Linked DNA regions of Homo sapiens: all the other regions are linked to region 4. Evidence: chromatin loops called from intact Hi-C (ENCODE). Cell type or tissue: mammary epithelial cell. All regions are shown on one strand.

Evidence for each region. Peaks named below come from ENCODE experiments on the same cell type or tissue, not always from the same donor. Only the 100,000 strongest peaks of a DNase experiment are listed, where the experiment ranks them.
Region 1: it touches region 4 in a loop (16-fold over the local background); 38 of 110 quality-filtered maps call a loop at or near these places.
Region 2: it touches region 4 in a loop (9-fold over the local background); 79 of 110 quality-filtered maps call a loop at or near these places.
Region 3: it touches region 4 in a loop (4-fold over the local background); 7 of 110 quality-filtered maps call a loop at or near these places.

Annotation. Positions count from the first base shown.
Region 1 is chr11:64,146,938-64,150,937 of GRCh38, reverse strand. All of the region lies in intron 3 of MACROD1 (mono-ADP ribosylhydrolase 1), which reads left to right. Among named protein-coding and RNA genes, the nearest start is that of MACROD1, 17 kb to the left of the region's middle. In mammary epithelial cell, a CTCF peak has its summit at 2,093 (motif pointing right); no DNase peak of the experiment used is centred here.
Region 2 is chr11:63,943,992-63,947,991 of GRCh38, reverse strand. It overlaps NAA40 (N-alpha-acetyltransferase 40, NatD catalytic subunit), which reads right to left. Exons shown (of 8, transcript NM_024771.4): 2 at 2,057-2,152; 3 at 989-1,041. Among named protein-coding and RNA genes, the nearest start is that of NAA40, 7.0 kb to the right of the region's middle. RefSeq lists an enhancer at 2,020-2,949. In mammary epithelial cell, a CTCF peak has its summit at 1,946 (motif pointing right); a DNase peak (open chromatin) is centred at 1,971.
Region 3 is chr11:63,886,976-63,890,975 of GRCh38, reverse strand. All of the region lies in intron 1 of MARK2 (microtubule affinity regulating kinase 2), which reads right to left. Among named protein-coding and RNA genes, the nearest start is that of RCOR2, 28 kb to the left of the region's middle. RefSeq lists an enhancer at 2,350-2,459. In mammary epithelial cell, no CTCF peak of the experiment used is centred here; DNase peaks (open chromatin) are centred at 1,455, 2,415 and 2,555; H3K4me3 peaks cover 1,883 bases; H3K27ac peaks cover 2,534 bases.
Region 4 is chr11:63,766,815-63,770,814 of GRCh38, reverse strand. ZFTA (zinc finger translocation associated) reads left to right here and starts at 2,040. Exons shown (of 5, transcript NM_001144936.2): 1 at 2,040-2,331. The coding sequence starts at 2,193. RefSeq lists silencers at 1,224-1,693, 1,714-1,923, 2,054-2,103, 2,324-2,623. In mammary epithelial cell, a CTCF peak has its summit at 2,461 (motif pointing left); no DNase peak of the experiment used is centred here; H3K4me3 peaks cover 2,438 bases.

The sequences.
Region 1 (4,000 bases), 380 kb before region 4:
GTCTGACCTTGGGGGGCCACAGAAGCCCCAACCAGCACCTGCCTTCCTCTGCCTTTGGCCTGGCCTGCCCCCGCTTCAGACCTGGGCGGGTGAGGGAGCTTGTCGAGGGATAGTGGGGGCAGAGAGGTCCCCTGCCATGCCCTGGCAGCTTTCCAGAGCCTAGAAACAGGAGCTGCTCAGCTTCCTGCGCTCGCCTCTTGCTGGCTTGGCAGTTTATTGTGATGAGTATGGGAGCCGGCTGCCTCTTTGTGGGAGGGAGGAAGGGGGCTGCTACTCCACACAGCTAGTGGTTGTCTGGCAAGGTCAAAGGCGCCAGGAAAGGACTTTGGCATGGGGTGCCAAGGGCTGGTTAAGTCGAGCAGGTGGCTTGTGGAACAGGTTGAGTGGCGGCTGAACCCCGGCCCTCGCCCGCCTGCTCGCTTGCTCCTTTGCTTACCTGGCATCTGCACCAAGCATTGGAGGAAGGGGGGCCTCTTTCTCAGACCCTGAATATGGGGGGCAGGTCCTCTCGTCTTGGGCTCCAGCTCACAGGGAAAACCCTGCTGTGCCAGCCCCTCCCTAACCTGTGCAGGCCCAGGGCACCCCCAGGAGCTTCTCGAGTCTCCTTCGTCCCCACTTTGCGCTTGTAGCGGTCGTGCCTGGCCCCAGCGCTGTCCCCCAGTGACTCTGGGGCATGGTGGTGCTGATGCTGTGAGCATTTCCGTTAATCTCTGTGAGTGACAGGCTCTAGGATCCGGAGAGGGGAGTTCACTCGGCCGCCCCGGGCCTGGTCCGTGGGGTCTGAGTTGTGTTTCCTGAAGCAACCTTGCTCTATGCGTCTTCCCACTGTTGACTGCAAAGCTGGATAGTCATATGGGGGTGCCTTGCCCGCACATTCCCTGTCTAGGCACACAGGTGACAGGTTACACGTAGGCAGGAGTTTCTGCTCAGTGTGGCTGGCTGAGGGCAGCAGGGAGAGCTAGGGTCACCTTGGGCTTCTGCAGGTGGTTCTGGTGTGTTTCTCTAGGGCCACTAGGATGAGAACTGCTAGTCCATCTGAGGACACACAGCTAAGACAAAGCCACATCTGGGTTGGCAGACATTACAGCGGCCTAGGGGAGAAGGGCGTTCTTGCTGCCTGTGCCCAGGAGGGGCTGGCCTGGAGCAGAAGGGCAGAGCCTTGGGGCTGTGGCTGAGGGGGCAGTCAGGCAGGCCAGTGGGTACTCCAGCCCTGCCAGTCACTGGCAAGCGTGTGAGAGGTACTGCAGCGGTACCTTCTTGCTGAGCTGCAAAGTGGCCGGAGGGAAAATGAGGCATCTTGTGAGCTCTGTCCCCCTTGGGTTGGTGGTTCGCTGCAACATGGGCCAGGAGAAAGGGTGCAGGGACCAAGGTGGGGTGTTGATGGGTTCAGATGGAATGGGGGCGCTCCGGAGGCTGCACCCGGGCTGTGGGCGTGATTAACACTGCTTCCTAAGTGCCCTTGGGAGTCGCCAGGTTTTGGATGCAGCAGCTCCATCAGAAGCGGTTTAGTGCCAGCTCCATTTGCACCAGGGCCAGGGCTGGGGCAGTGCTGGCTGAGTTTCTCTGTGGACTCCCCTTCTCTGTGTCCTTGCCTAGGCCTCTGTTTCCTCCTCTGCAAAATGAGGGTGGTGAAGAAACCACCCGTCAGGTTACTGGGGGCACTCGGAGCTGATGCACGTGACGTGCAAATGACGGTCACTCAGCACCTGGCGGGAATCGGGGCTCAGCACCTCGCACTGGTGCTGAAACTGGTGTCATCAGCGCCGTTCTGGGCATCACCCCTGTCCCAGCGGTGCCGAGGGACATGGTACCTCCTGCAAATGATCAGCTTTCACCTCCCCCTGCTTGCCTCAGTTTACCCATACACCTCTTGGTGTGTTCTCCTGGGATCTTTTTGTTCTAGACTCTCACAGCCAGGAGGACCCGGTACCCGCCTGGAATCCCAGGGAATGACGGAGGCAGGGTCTGAACACGGGCTTCCCACACAGAGCCCGAGTCTCCTTTCAGCCGTCCAGGGCTTTGTGGAACCCCAGCGTTCAAAGTGGCTTTGGCACTGGTCAGGCCTCCAGGGTCCTGGGTGGCCTTGGCTCCCACCCCAGCCCCTGTGCCCACCAGGGGGCAGCAGAGATTGCAGTTCCCAGGAGCCCATATATCAGCCTGTTTATTAGTGGAATAAAAGTCGTTGGCAACGGCAGGGCTTTTCGGGGCTGCATAAATCTGCGTCTGTGCCTCGTGAAACCCATATGTGCTTAATTCATATGTAAAGTTTCAAGCAGGAAGAGAATACGTGTCCATTAAATTCTATTTGACTTGATTATAATCATTAGCCGTGAATAATTGCTTCTCAGTGCCTACCACGGAGCCACCACAATAAGCCAGAGGAGAGAGCAATTATCTTGGGGTGGGGATTTTTAAATTTATATTTTTGAAGCCAGGAGCAGTGCTGGCCCCGCGGGCGTCAGTGGCCCATGGAGAACGCCGTGGGTCACACTGGGCTGGGAGCTTGAGATCTGGCCGCCCGCCGGAGCTTCTGGATTTTGTTGTGGGGAACAGTTCTCTTTGTTCCTGCTGCCATATGGGAGGGGCTGTCGCTGCCTGGGCTTGGGTCCAGCTGCAGGGATGTGGAGGGGAAGGGTGCAGTGGGAGCTAGGAGAGGGCTGTGAGGGAAAGGGGGCGGGGAGAGCTCCCAACCCCCCACCCTCCTCCATCCTGAAAAGCTGTGGGGTTGAAGGGGTCTCCAGCCAGGCTGTGGGCATCTCTCTTGCCACTCAGCAGGGCCCTGGGGATCCTTGGAGAGGGCAGTTGCCAGGTGTCCCCCTGCCCGCCCCCCTCACTCTTTCCCCTCCCTGAAGAGGCATCTGCCTGTGACCTCCGTCAGGCCATTGAGAATCGGACCCTGGGCGGGACGTAGTAGCTCACTCCTGTAATCCCAGCACCGTGGGAGGCCGAGACGAGAGGATCACTTGAGCTCGGGAGTTTGAGACCAGCCTGGCCAACATAGTGAGACTCTATCTCTACAAAAAAAAAAATAATACGGCATGGTGGTGTGTGCCTATAATCCCAGCTACTCAGGAGGCTGAGGCAGGAGGATTGCTTGAACCTGGGAGGTTGAGGCTGCAGTGAGCCATGGTTGTGCCACTGCACTCCAGCCTGGGTGACAGAGTGAGACCCTATCTAAAATATATATATATATATAATAGAACATCAGATTCTGGGCCAGGTACGATGGCTCACACCTGTAATCCCAGAACTTTGGGAGGCTGAGACAGGCGGATCACTTGAGGTCAGGAGTTTCGAGACTAGCCTGGCCAACATGGCGAAATCCCATCTCTACTAAAAATACAAAAATTAGCCAGGCGTGATGGCATGCACCTGTAATCCCAGCTACTTGGGAGGCTGAGGTAGGAGAATCACTTGAACCCAGGAGGCTGAGGCAGGAGGATTGCTTGAACCTGGGAGGTCAAGGCTGCAGTGAGCCATGATTGTGTTACTGCCTTCCAGCCTGGGCAACAGAGTGAGACTCCATCTCAAAAAAAAAAAAAGAAAGAAAGAAAATCAGACTCTGAGGCTGCAGGCGGTGGCTCACTCTTGTAATCCCAGCACTTTGAGAGGCTGAGGCAGGAAGATTGCTTGAGCCCAGGAGTTTGAGACCAACTTGAGCAACACAGTGGCACCCTATCTCTACCAAAAAAAAAATTAAAAAAGATTAGTAGGGTGTGGTGGTGCATGCCTGTAGTCCAGCTACTTGGGAGGCTGAAGTGGGAGGACTGCTTGAGCCTGGGAGGTCGAGGCTGCAGTGAGCTGTGACTGTGCCATTGCACTGCAGCCTGGGCAACAGAGTGAGATGCTGTCTCAAAAAACAAATAAAAATAAGAAAATCAGATTCTGTTTCCCTACTGATCTCCTGGCATTTGAAATTCAGGACTGGTTTCCACTCTTACATTATTGGGCTATGAGATGTGATTGGGATGTGTGTGATGGTGTGTGTGTGAGGTCAGGA
Region 2 (4,000 bases), 180 kb before region 4:
TCCCAACACTTTGGGAGGCTGAGACAGGTGGATCATGAGGTCAGGAGTTCAAGACCAGCCTGGCCAAGATGGTGAAACCCTGACTCTACTAAAAATACAAAAATTAGCTGGACGTGGTGGCGGGTGCCTTTAATCCTAGCTATTTGAGAGGCTGAGACAGAGAATTACTTGAACCTGGCAGAGGTTGCAGTGAGCCGAGATCGCACCACTGCACTCCAGCCTGAACGACAGAGTGAGACTCCGTCTCAAAAAAAAAAAAAAAAACCCACAAAAATTAGTGAGGTGTGGTGGCACGCACCTATAATCCCAGGTACTTGGGAGGCTGAGGCAGGAGAATCGGCTGAACCCAGAAGGCGGAGGTTGCAGTGAGCCGAGATTGCGTCACTGCACTCCAGCCTGGGTGACTAAGCAAGACTCCATCTCAAAAAATAAAAGAAAAATTTATCTAAAGAGACATCAGTCTGAGATTAAGTGCAATCTTTGCTCATTTATGGATTCTTCTGCCACCCTACCTGGGGGATTTTATATCAATATAGGGCACGAGTCAGTTTCTGCTTTTGTTTTGTTTTGTTTTGTTTTGTTTTGAGATGGAGTTTCACTCTTGTTACCCAAGCTGGAGTGCAATGGTGCTATCTCGGCTCACTGCAACCTCTGCCCCCCGGGTTCAAGTGATTCTCCTGCCTCAGCCTCCCGAGTAGCTGGGATTACAGGCGATCGCCACCGTGCCAGCTAATTTTTTGTATTTTTAGTAGAAATGGGGTTTCACTATGTTAGCCAGGCTGGTCTCGAACTCCTGACCTCATGTGATCCACCCACCTCGGTCTCCCAAAGTGCTTGGATTACAGGCGTGAGCCACCGCACCCAGCCCTGTTTTTTCGTAAATACGAAGAACAATGAGAAAATTTGTGTCTGAGGAAGCCTACTCTGGAAAGGGAATTCCTGAAGACACTCGAGGAGACAGCAGTTGGTAATGCTCAATGTGACTCACCCGTTTCTATCATATTTCTTGAACACTGGGAAAGCCTCCAGAGGGTCTCCAAGCTGTGGAGGGAAAGAAAAGAGGAACAGCACAGACAAGTGGGGCGGAGGTGCAGATCCTATCCCAAGAGCTGTTGTCTTGGAGTGGGATGCTGTGGGGACCCACAACGGGAGACTAACTTCAGAACCAGGAGCAGCCTCCCAAAACCCACCATTTGCCTAGCTCTGAAGTCACATGTGCGAGGAAGGCTTTGGTGGAAAGGCCCAGGAGAGTTAAGTTTGGCATCACCTGACAGGGCAAGAGGAGACCTCATTAGCCTGTGGGCATACAACCTGCTCACAGCACAGCTAACCCAAAGAAGAGGCTACCTGATCTGCTGCACACTGACTTTACCTGGTTACAACTCCAAATGGAAAATCAAGCCCCTGAGCCACATCCTTATAAATGAGTGTTTACTATGAGTGGGTTAAAAGAATGACCAAAAAATGGGATACTAAATGGAGGCAGGGGCTGGGCACTGTGGCTCACGCCTGTAATCCCAGCACTTTGGGAGGCCAAGGCAGGTGAAATGCTTGGGCTCAGGAGTTCAAGACCATCCTGGGCAACAAGGCCAAACCCCGTCTCTACAAAAATTACCCGGGTGTGGTGGTGGGCACCTATAGTCCCAGCTAATTGAGAGGCTGAGGTGGGAGGATCACTTGGGCCCAGGCGGCAGAGGCTGCAAGGTTGAAGTGAGCCGAGATAGTGCCACTGCATTCCAGCCTGGATGACAGAGTGAGACCCTGTCTCACACAAAAGAAAAAAAAATTATCTAGATCCTCCTCTATTCATAAGGAAGAAGATCCACAGGGAGGCAGCCACTTCACTGGAATCCACGTTTTCCCAAACACCTGGGCCAACTGCTGGCGCCAACTTCCAACACACAGGTATGAGCTCAGTTCCCTGCACAGCAAGGAGGCAGAGGCGGTGTGGGTGGGTAGTGTCACAATTCTGCCACAGGGTGGAGACAAAATAAGTCAAATTATAAACCAAGCTGAAGTCCCAGGAGGCAGGGACTGGGAAGAAAGGGAGAATCACCCTGTTGGCAGCGTCCACTTTGGCACAAACGGCATCCATGGCTGCTCGCTCCTCCAACCGCTTCTGCTTCTTCTCCTTGGCTTTGCTTGACTTTCTCTGCAACAGGGAAAAGCAACGTTAGCTGGAATGGCTGTGGCCAATCAAGCACTGACTTTCCCTTTAAGGAATCGAAGGGCCCTGCATCCACAGGCCTGGCCCAGCAGTGAGAAATTTCCCACCTCTGCTGCCACACATTTGGAGGGGCGGAAAGACCCAAGCAGGTCATTTTGTAGTGGGGAGTCCTCAGAGGTCACCAGACTTCTCAGCTTCCCTTCAGAAAGAGCACTGGCCGTCCTGACACAGACACTGTGGGGACCCAGCGAAACAGCTGACAACGCCTACAGCAGGCCAGCCCCCAGCAGGCACTTAGTAAATATTCACTCACCCGCTCCCTCCTAAGGAGGGAACACCCAACTTTAGACACACTGAAGACCGCTTCAGGGAGGAGACAGCATCTAAGGTAGCCGTTGATGGCTGTTCCTAAGTTTATTCAAAGCCTTTTCGGTGTCTTCCAGCTTTGGGAGACAAAGATCTGGTTGGCCACAGCTCCTGTGGGAGCCGGGTCTCATTTCAAGTGGGGGCCACCGTGTTCGGACTCAAGGACACAGAGCCATTCCCAGAAGCCCTGCTCAGTTAAGGCCAACGAGTGACAGGGCACACCCAGTGACAGGGCAGAGGGCAGGGGCCCAAAGGGTTCACCTCAGGACACAGATGACACATGGCCAGCAAGACGAAGCTGCAGGCACACAGTCAGCAGCAGGGCAGCAGAGGAGCAGCAAGTGGGGATTCTCCTGGCATAGAGCAGCGAATGGCAAATTGCCCACAGCTGCTTCTAGATCAGGTCCTGTTTTGAGGCCGACGTGAGATTCTCTCAGGCCTAAGACCCACTCACCCTATTGTGAAAAGCCAGGTAACACACGGCAAGAGCCAGGCTCTGACACCTGGCAGGCCTCATCCAAAACCTCCTTTTTTCTCTTCTTTTTTTTTTTTTTTTGAGATGGAGTCTCACTCTTTCACCCAAGCTGGAATGCAGTGGTGAGATCTCGGTTCACGGCAGCCTCTGCCTCCTGGGTTCAAGCGATTCTCCTGCCTCAGCCTCCCAAGTAGCTGGGATTACAGGAGCGCACCACCATGTCCAGCTGATTTTTGTATTTTTAGTAGTGACGGGGTTTCACCAAGTTGGCCAGGCTGGTCACTAACTCCTGACCTCAAGTAATCCGCCTGCCTCAGCCTCACAAAGTGCTGGGATTACAGGCGTGAGCCACTGCGCCAGGGCTGTCCAAAGCCTCTTCCTGCTCTCCACCCTCTGCAGTGCTAGGACGAGGCACAGCACTTCTCTGAGCCTCCCCTGGCTTGATGACTGAGGGTCCTTATGAGGGTTAATATGGTATGTGTTCAATAAAAGGCTATTCTCATTCTCTCTCCCCAGGACAACAAGAGAGCACAGGCATGCAGACTGCATGCACCACCCAGCTGGTCCCCAGAAGGCATCCCAAAGGCACTGGTAAGTTGGCTCTGCTTTTTACCAATAGAGCAGCCTCTTTTGACACCTCCCCCCCAACACCCCTCCTTTCCCTGAGCTCTCTGGAGAGGTTTGACAACTCCCAATTACATCTAGCCCTGACACGGACTGGCCCCAGGAAAGGACACTCAGAGCGATTAACCTTCTGCATGAGTTGAAAAACCAGATGCTGGGGAAGTTCTCAGAATCAGTTCTACCCACTATTTTCCAAGGAATGACACTGCTTACCTCCTACTTTAATCAACCAAGAAGAAAGGAGTTCAGATACCAGGAACTCACAGGGATTGTTCTTATAGCCACAAACTCTACCAACACCAGCTATTAATTATCTCATGGCTGAGCGCTGTGGAACACAGGCAAGATCTCATATCTTACCTCCCTAG
Region 3 (4,000 bases), 120 kb before region 4:
AAAACGACCAGTGGCCAATACTGCCAGACATCTGTGCCAGGGAGGATCCCGAGGAACTCTGCAGTCCAACAGAATCAGGTTCAAGCCCTGGCTCCCCCACGTACAAGCTTTAATTTCCTTATCTGTAAAGTGGCAATAAACATTCCCTACTTTACACAGGTAGATGAAAGAGCACATGTAAAATGCCTTATCCGATGTTCAATAAGAGCAATCATTATGTCCCCAAATACTACTGTCTGCCAATCCAGAAGTCTCACTGTCAAAACAACCTTCCAAATCGAAGTTGAGCCCGCTAAGCCAGCTACAGCTCAGCTGAAGGCTGACAAGAGATGCTACGGGCCTTTCCGCAGAAGGGGCCAGGTTGAGTGCCCGCTCTCCTCCAGACCTGGTGAAATGCCACACTCCCTCAACCTGTTGCTAGCCGACACCAGCACCTCTAGCCTTCAAAAGAGGGAAGGAGGAGAGTCAGGAACTCAAGACAGGGTGGCTGTGAAGGGCTGGTCCCACGCTGGGTATCCAGGACAGGGAAAGAGAGGAGGTTCTGCTTGTTCAGGAGCCAGAGAAGCAACAAGCACTGGTGCTTGCTCTTTGATCCCCTGCTCCAAAGTCACCAACCCCCTTTTCGGGACTGAACCATCCAACTCAGAGGACTCCAAGTGCTCAATCCTTCCCTTACTTACCCCTGCACCCCTTCTTCTATGCTGTAAGATGTTTCCCACAGCAGGGATGTGAGCCAGGGTAAGGAGGCAAGCCACTGGAAGGAAGCAGAGAAAAGAAAAAGGGAAAAGAGAGGAGAGAGTCTCCAACAGAAATGCTTCTTGGGCCAAGGCCCCAAGTGAGGCAACTTCCTCACCTAGCTTCTTCCCTGAAGGATAAAGAGGTAAGAGTATGCAGTGGCTAATATGGAGAGAGAGTTTCTCTTTTTTGGTTCTGGCTGCACCATTCAGCTTGGCCCTGGGTCTCACCAACAGGATGGCAGGCTGAGGATTAGCTGCCCTGCTGGGCCAACTCAATAGGACCTGGCAAAAGCCACGCTCTCCCCTCTACCACCATCCTCCCTGCTTATAGTAAGACGTGGCACACCAGGCACTCCCAAAGCTCTGGCCTATATCATACTCTAGACAGGCCCTAAAGGATGGAGGAGGTCTGTCAAGAGTAGACCCTATGGCTCTCAAGTAGCCTTTAGAAAGAATAAGGGGTCACCCTGCAAGGCAGTTATTTGGAACCAAAAGGCAAACCAAGTAGTTACTAAGCAGGCCTGATTCAGAAGTAGGGCTGAAACAGCTTTGGGGTCTGCTACTGAGAGGAAGAGAGAAGGCAGGACATGGAGGAGAAAATAAAAAGATAGTTTTGCATCCACTGGGCCTGTCAGGCCCCTTCCGCCTGGGATCTCAGACTCGGCCTAGGTGTGTTGTCAGGCTTGCCCGGAAGACAGCCTCCACCCCGAGAGGCCTGGCGCTGACTCAGGTAGGCAGGGCCCCTGCCCTAATGCTGGAGGCTCCTACCAACAGTTGTCCCATGGAGAAGCTCATGCTTTGGGGCTCTGCATTCAGGGCTGGCTTCAAGTGTCCTTTGGCTTCCCGAGGGCTGAGAAGGAGCCAAACCAGGAGGGGTGATATTCCCTGGCCAGAAGCAGAGTAAGCCAGGCACTATAGAGTTGGGGGAGAAAAGTGTCCCTTGGGCACCAGTCCTGGGCAATGGCCCCAGATCCTAGGCTCCCCCTCACTGTAGCACGGGAGCATCCTCTCTGAGGCCTCAGGCCTCTGCCTCCCACCAGCCCCTCCTCGCCCACTTGTCAAGCTGCTTGTTCTCAGGGGAGACCCTTCTGGTATGTGCCCCCTCTTCCTTTCCTAGTCAATGCCTCTTCCACATCTGGACACCCTTCCCATGAATATTACTATGCTGGACTCAGGCAGGGCGCCCCTTAGCAACTCTCTAAAGATCCTATGTTTGAGATGAGAGGAAAGAAAGAGGAGGAGGCAATCCTAGAGTAAAAAGGGGGACAACATACCCGACTGGAGAAAGGGAAAAGGACTACCAGCGACTTCCATTCAGCAGAGCCCACAGCAGAACCTGTCAGGCAGCGAGGGCAAAGTACAGAGGCCGGGAAGAGCCAGGCCTAGGGCGGGGGCTGCCGGCTCAGCCAGCCACCCTTACTCAGCCAGAGCAGGCGACACCTTCCACCACCTCCTCAGTGAAAAGTAGCTAAGCAGCCAGGCCGAGCGGTTCCTGCCTGGGAACCTGGACGGTGTCGCAACCGAAACCACCACTAGCAGAGAGACTGGGTTTGGCAAGGAGAGCAACAGGGACAAAGCCCCGCTGGCTTCTCAAGGGCCAGAGCCTGGTGGTCAGGAAGCGCGTGCAATTCCAGGACAGCACACCAGAAGCAAGGTGGGAGGGAAGGGGCAGGAGGGGAATAGGGCAGGAAGGGAGACAGAGAAAGAGGCGGGTTTAGATCAACTTCCTTCTCCCCTCCCCCTCCCCCCCTCCCCGGAAGTGGGCAGCCCCACCCTCCCCAAGGTGCTTTGCTGGGTAACAGCTGGCGAGAGGTCGAGGAGACTCACTGCAGCCACGGCTGTCATAAAACCCTAGCTCACCTGTGGCAGGTGGGACCTGGGTAGGGGCAGATGACTTTAACAAAGCCTCCAATAGGGCTGGGGAGGAACATGTGTGACTCAGATGTGCTGACCCAGAGTGGCGGCCCTGCCAAAGACCAGCAAACCACCCCCTCAAGAACGAAGTGGGGAGGAGGGTAAGCAGAAACCAGCAAGCTGACAGTGGCGGACGGACCTCCTACTTCCTAAAAAAGCAGTGCTTAACCTTGGAAACATGCACATTCCACTTAGACACAAAATATTTTGAGCATAATTTCAGGGAGTTTGGGGACTCTGTAAAGCCCCCTATGAGGTGTATGTTTTCTAGATTAAGAGCCTTTATCACTGATAGAGCATTCTATCAATGAAAAAATCATATTTAATCCTAGATTTTGCCCAAAAGCTAGAAACAATCCAAATGTCCCTTTTAAGTTCCTTCCAGCCCTGCTTCTGAACGTTCATCCCTAGGTTCTCACTCACCTCCAAGTTTCCAGTCACCAATCCCCTGCCTTACCTTCAAAACAACACTGCTTTCTCAAGGAATTCCAAAGGCCTGGGATTCCTCACACCTTCCTCCTGCTAAGCCCCCACTATCTGGGCACATGGTGAGCACAGGGCAAGCTGGCTGTCTCTCATCTGGAGAAGACTCCCCTTCTAGACCAACGACCCCTGTCTATGTGCTGGTTGCAGCCTTGCCTCTGGTTCTCAGAACAATTTCTCATTCATCCCCTATTCTAGGCTAGGCTCCCTCTCATTAAGGAACTCCGTGACCTTCTCACGTTGGTAGCCATTAACCCTCTAGGGAAGGGCAAAGCTTCCTCTGTGCTCTCACAGCACTTAAGCATATATTCCTGCAAGACCATGCTACTCAGGAGTGGCCAAGAAATGTTTGCCTTACACATGAGCCCTGGCCAACGGATTCAGCATTTCTGATGCTACTGTATGTCCAGCGCTTACACTTTGTTTTCTCCAAACACAGACCTATAGGGTAGGTAGTCTCCCTGTTTTCCATTGAGAAATTGGCATTCAGAGGTTATGAGACTTGCCCAAAATCTCACAGCTTCTCAGTACAGAGCTGGGGCCGGAGCCCAGAGCTTTTGTCACCATTTCAGCACTCTGCTGTTCTTGACAGTCCCCCTTACCAGTTTCTCATCAACCCTTCTTGATGCCTAATCGTGCTCTCATTTCCCCCAAAAGATAAGCCCCTGGCTCCTCCTCCATAAGCTAGGAGGCAGAAGGTATGAAGACTCAGGGAAGGTGCTCGGGACACTGGGAATGACAATGTTTGATTCAGGCCAATGGTGAAGTGCTGTTTAAAGGCCTATCCCAGTGGTCCCACAGCAACCCTTCCTTTTCCCAGCCCCCCAAAAGTGGGCCCTGACTTCAGTGGGCCCACTGGATCCTGG
Region 4 (4,000 bases):
GTGGGAAGGGGAGGGCAGAGGTTGTTGAAGGTGGCTCCAGGTGGCTTTGATACCTTTCTTCTGGTAATAAAATTACCCTTTTTATACACACAGAGCACTGGCAGGACAGACACCAGAGTCTCACAGGGGCTGGCCCTCAGCATTGGTTCTCTGTGGAGTGAGCAACTAAACTAGAATAAAGCACAAGGGCCCTTGGCCCCAGAAGAACAGGCTTCTTTCATTTTAGGACATTAGGCTCTTTTAGCTTCTTTTCCTTTCTTTTCTTTCTTTCTTTTTCTTTTTTTTTTTTTTTTAAACCATACTACTTAGAAGTGCGTGAAGCCCAGGTCTCTGTCTCACTTTCCCTTTGTGTTCCCGGGCCTGGCACAGATGAGGGACATAATGAATTAAGGAATCTCCCATCTCAGGGCCTGCGTGGCACCCATCAGCATCAGGGCCTCTGACCCCAGTGGGTGAGAGGAAGTGCAACCCCCCCCCGCCCCCCTGAGCGCAGGGCCTGCCGCGAAGAGAGCAGAGCTGTGAAAGGAGACTCAGTTTACCCAAGGTGGAGTCTCAAGCACGTCAACATGGGGGCTGAGGAAGAGACGGGACATCTCCGCGGCGACAGAGCCCAGAGGCACTTAAGAAATCTTAGTTCTTGTCCCCTCCTCATAAGCACTTCGGGGACAGGTTTCCTGTGTTCCAAGTAATTTAATTCCCATGGCTCCCGAAAGGCTGGAGCGGTTTCCTTTTCAGAGGCTGTGGGTGCCTCTGAGAAGGAAAGTCACAGGCAGTATCGGTCTTGCCCATGTTTTTCAGTGCTGTGTGTCCAGCGTCTGAAAGCATGCGGGCACACAGTAGGTGGTGACAAGCGGACGAACTGCCATCGGCGACAGCTGGGTAACTCGCCAGTGCAGGGAACAAAACCCGCCTCCAGATAAGAAGACCCTGCAGGCCTCCCGCACCCTGTAATTTGGATCTCCAGGAATCGCCTTTGTTGTGGGCGCCCAACCTCAGGCAAAGCGAGCACCTGCTCCTCCCGCCGGTCCTCGCAGGAGGACCCCAGGCTGCTGCGCCCCGGCTGCCTCTCCGGGTCCCTGCGCTCCGCTTCTCCGGAGCTGGGGGACCGGGGGCGCCCCGGGACCCGCAGCCAGGGTCCGCCCAGCGCTTCCGAGCCGTGGTAACGCGCCTCCCCAGGTGCCCGACACCCCGCCCGGGGCCAGCATTTTTCGCTTCCTAGGGCCGGGCCGGGGGTCTGGGGCTGCGTCAAGGGCCTCGTCAGGCACCCCCAGGCCTGCGGGGGCAGGATCCTGAGTCACCGCCGCGCACGCCCTCTCCTCCCGGCTTCCATCCTGGGGCCACCTCCAGCCCGCAGGGTCGGGCCCCGGCGCAGCCGGCTCTCTGCGGGTCTGCTGTGCGCCCCTCTCCCCAGCCCGAGTCACTGCGGCCGCCGCCCCCACCCCTGGCTGGCTCGGGGGAGCCTCGCTTGTCCGCCCCTCCCATGAGAAGCCCGAGCTCTCAGCGCTCCCGGGCGGCTCCCGCGGGAGGGGGCGCGGCCGCCCCCACGGCTCCACCCTCTCGGCGGGGCCGCAGCCATCTGGGGCCCCTGCCAGTAGCGGCCGCTCCGGGGCCCGCACGGAGCTCGCGACCCGCTTGCGCGGCGGGAGGCAGCCCCGGGCAGGGACCCCGGCCTCCTCAGCGGGCGCTCCCGGCGCTGAGATGCCCCGAGGGGGCGGTGGCCGCGAGCCGAGCCCGGGTGGAAGCGCGTCGCAGCGGACGCGGGCGCCCCTCGCCACCTCAGTGACCCTTTGGGAGCCGGGACCGGAGCCCCGCAGGCGGCGGTGCGGGCCCGCGGGGGCGGCGAGGTCCGTGCCCCTAGCGTCCGGAGCGGGCGCAGGCTGCTGAGCCTCGGCTGGGCTCGTTGCCTCCCGCCTTTCCCCCCAGCCCCCCGCGAGCTGGCAGGAGGAAATAGCGCGCGGCCCCTTTAAATTTACCCAGGAGCCCTTAAAGGAGCCCCAGGGGCCCCAGACAGGAATCCCCACCCCGGTCCAGCCCGCGCCGCCGAGCGAGCAGCCTGCCGTCCGTGCGGCCGGCCGCCCCGTGCATGCGCCCCGCGCCCCGGGGCCCCGCGCAGCGAGCGCTCCGCGCGGGCTGCCGCCGGCCCCGCGGCCCCGCGCCCCGCCGCCCCGGGGCCCCGCTCCGCAGCGCAGCGCATGGAGCCCGGCGGGGACCACCGGAGCCGGAGCAGCGGCGGCAGGGGCGGCCCCGGGCCAGCAGTGGCCTCGGCACGGGGCCGACGGCTGCCGCCCGCCGGATCGAGCGGCAGCGCGGAGCCAGAGGAAGACGAAGGCGGTAAGAGCTGGGGCCGGCGGCCCGGGCGGGGGCCCCGGCGTGGGGGAAGGGAGGGCTGCGGCTCGGGGCCCCTCTCCGCCGCCGAACAAAGCGGGGGACGCGGGCAGGGCGGCCGGGGGCGCCACCTGGTGGGCGCGGAGCGCGGCTGCAGGGCTGGCGGGGGAGCCCCCCGCCCAGCTCCCGGGGTCGGCTCGCGGGGCTCGGGCGGCTCGCCTCCCCCTTAAAGGGCCCCGCTGCCGCCCGCAGCGCCCCGCCTTGGGGGCCAGGCCCGAGGGGCCCCACGGGGCAGGGCGCCACGGAGCGAGGCTGGACTTTGGCCCCCGCCCCTTTCTCTTTCAGACTCCCAGGTGGTCTCCCTAATCGGGCTTTCTCTCAAAAGTCCGCCCAGACCCTGGGTCCCCTTCGGGGGCTTTTCCCCAGCGGAGCTGAGCTCAGCTCCGAACTCTGCTGTTTTAAATCGGGCTGCTCCTCTCGTCTCGTGGCCTTGTGAGAGACATGCACCCTTTTTCTTTTCTCCCACATTCTCCCTAGGAAAGTGCATCGCTTGCGCCCCGGGGGCCCACACCATCTTTTCCCACCGCGGGCAGTTTTTAAAGCGATGGGTTCGCCCACAAAGGCAGGCACCCCTCCGGCCGGTGCATTCTCCCTTCCCTTCTTTTCAGAATTTTTTTTTGCCCTAATTTGTCAGCTCTAGCGGAACCAACCAGTCCTCCTCGTTCGCTCTCAAAGGAGACTGTTGACTCATTTCCCGGCTGCAGGGTCACGCCTTAAGACCCTTGAGGGTTTCCTCCAGGCCAGGGAGACTCTGCCCGAATCTCCAGGCTCCCCTCCCGGTCTCTCCCCTCCCAGAAACGCCCCATCCCCTTTTGTTTTTAAAGAACCTCGGCTCCTCCCCCTTTTTCGGCTCTTAAAGGGCCAATCCACCTTAGACTAGCCTGGATCCAGCGCTGGAAGGATGCTTAGAGACCAGCCAGCTAGCCAGTGTCGTTGCAGACAAAGAAGCTCAGGCCCAGAGTGCGGACATGACCTATCAAAGGTCACAGAGCAAGTTACCAGTGAAGCCAGGACTTGAACCCAGGCCTATGACTCCGAAGCCAGTGGATTCTATGGATCTACTTAAATAAAAACTAAAACAAAAAAACTTCCACAAGGGTGACAGGAGCCCTTTCTGATCCTGTCTTTTGTTTTCCCAACCCTGTGATTCTCCACTGGGAGAATGACCAGAACCTGCCTGTGTGCCCAGGAGACCATTTTTCTAAATCAAGAGGGGTGGGAACTGTAGGGAGGGTAGGGGACTGCTCTGGGTGGGTGTCTGGCACAGGGAACACCATTGGGTTAGTGGGGCCTCTCCAGTGCCCGCCCTTCTGACTGCTGGGCAGTGGCCGGCTCCCTGCCAGAGCAGCAAATAAAGCCCCAGAAAGACTTAATGGGCTTCAGTGGATGGTGGCCACTCCCTGCCGCAGTGTCATTAGTTGTCACTCTGGTGGCCCTCCTGCCATCCCTTTACAGGGTCATTGGCTCCTCCAGAATCTGGAGAAGTTTCAGTCTCAGAAACTCCTTTCCCTGGAGATGTTGGCAGCTTTGTCTTGGGGATCCCTCCCATGTGGGGGCCTAGATTTGGGGAACTGACAATGCCTAGCCCATCCCCAAAATGGGAGTCTCAGGAAGC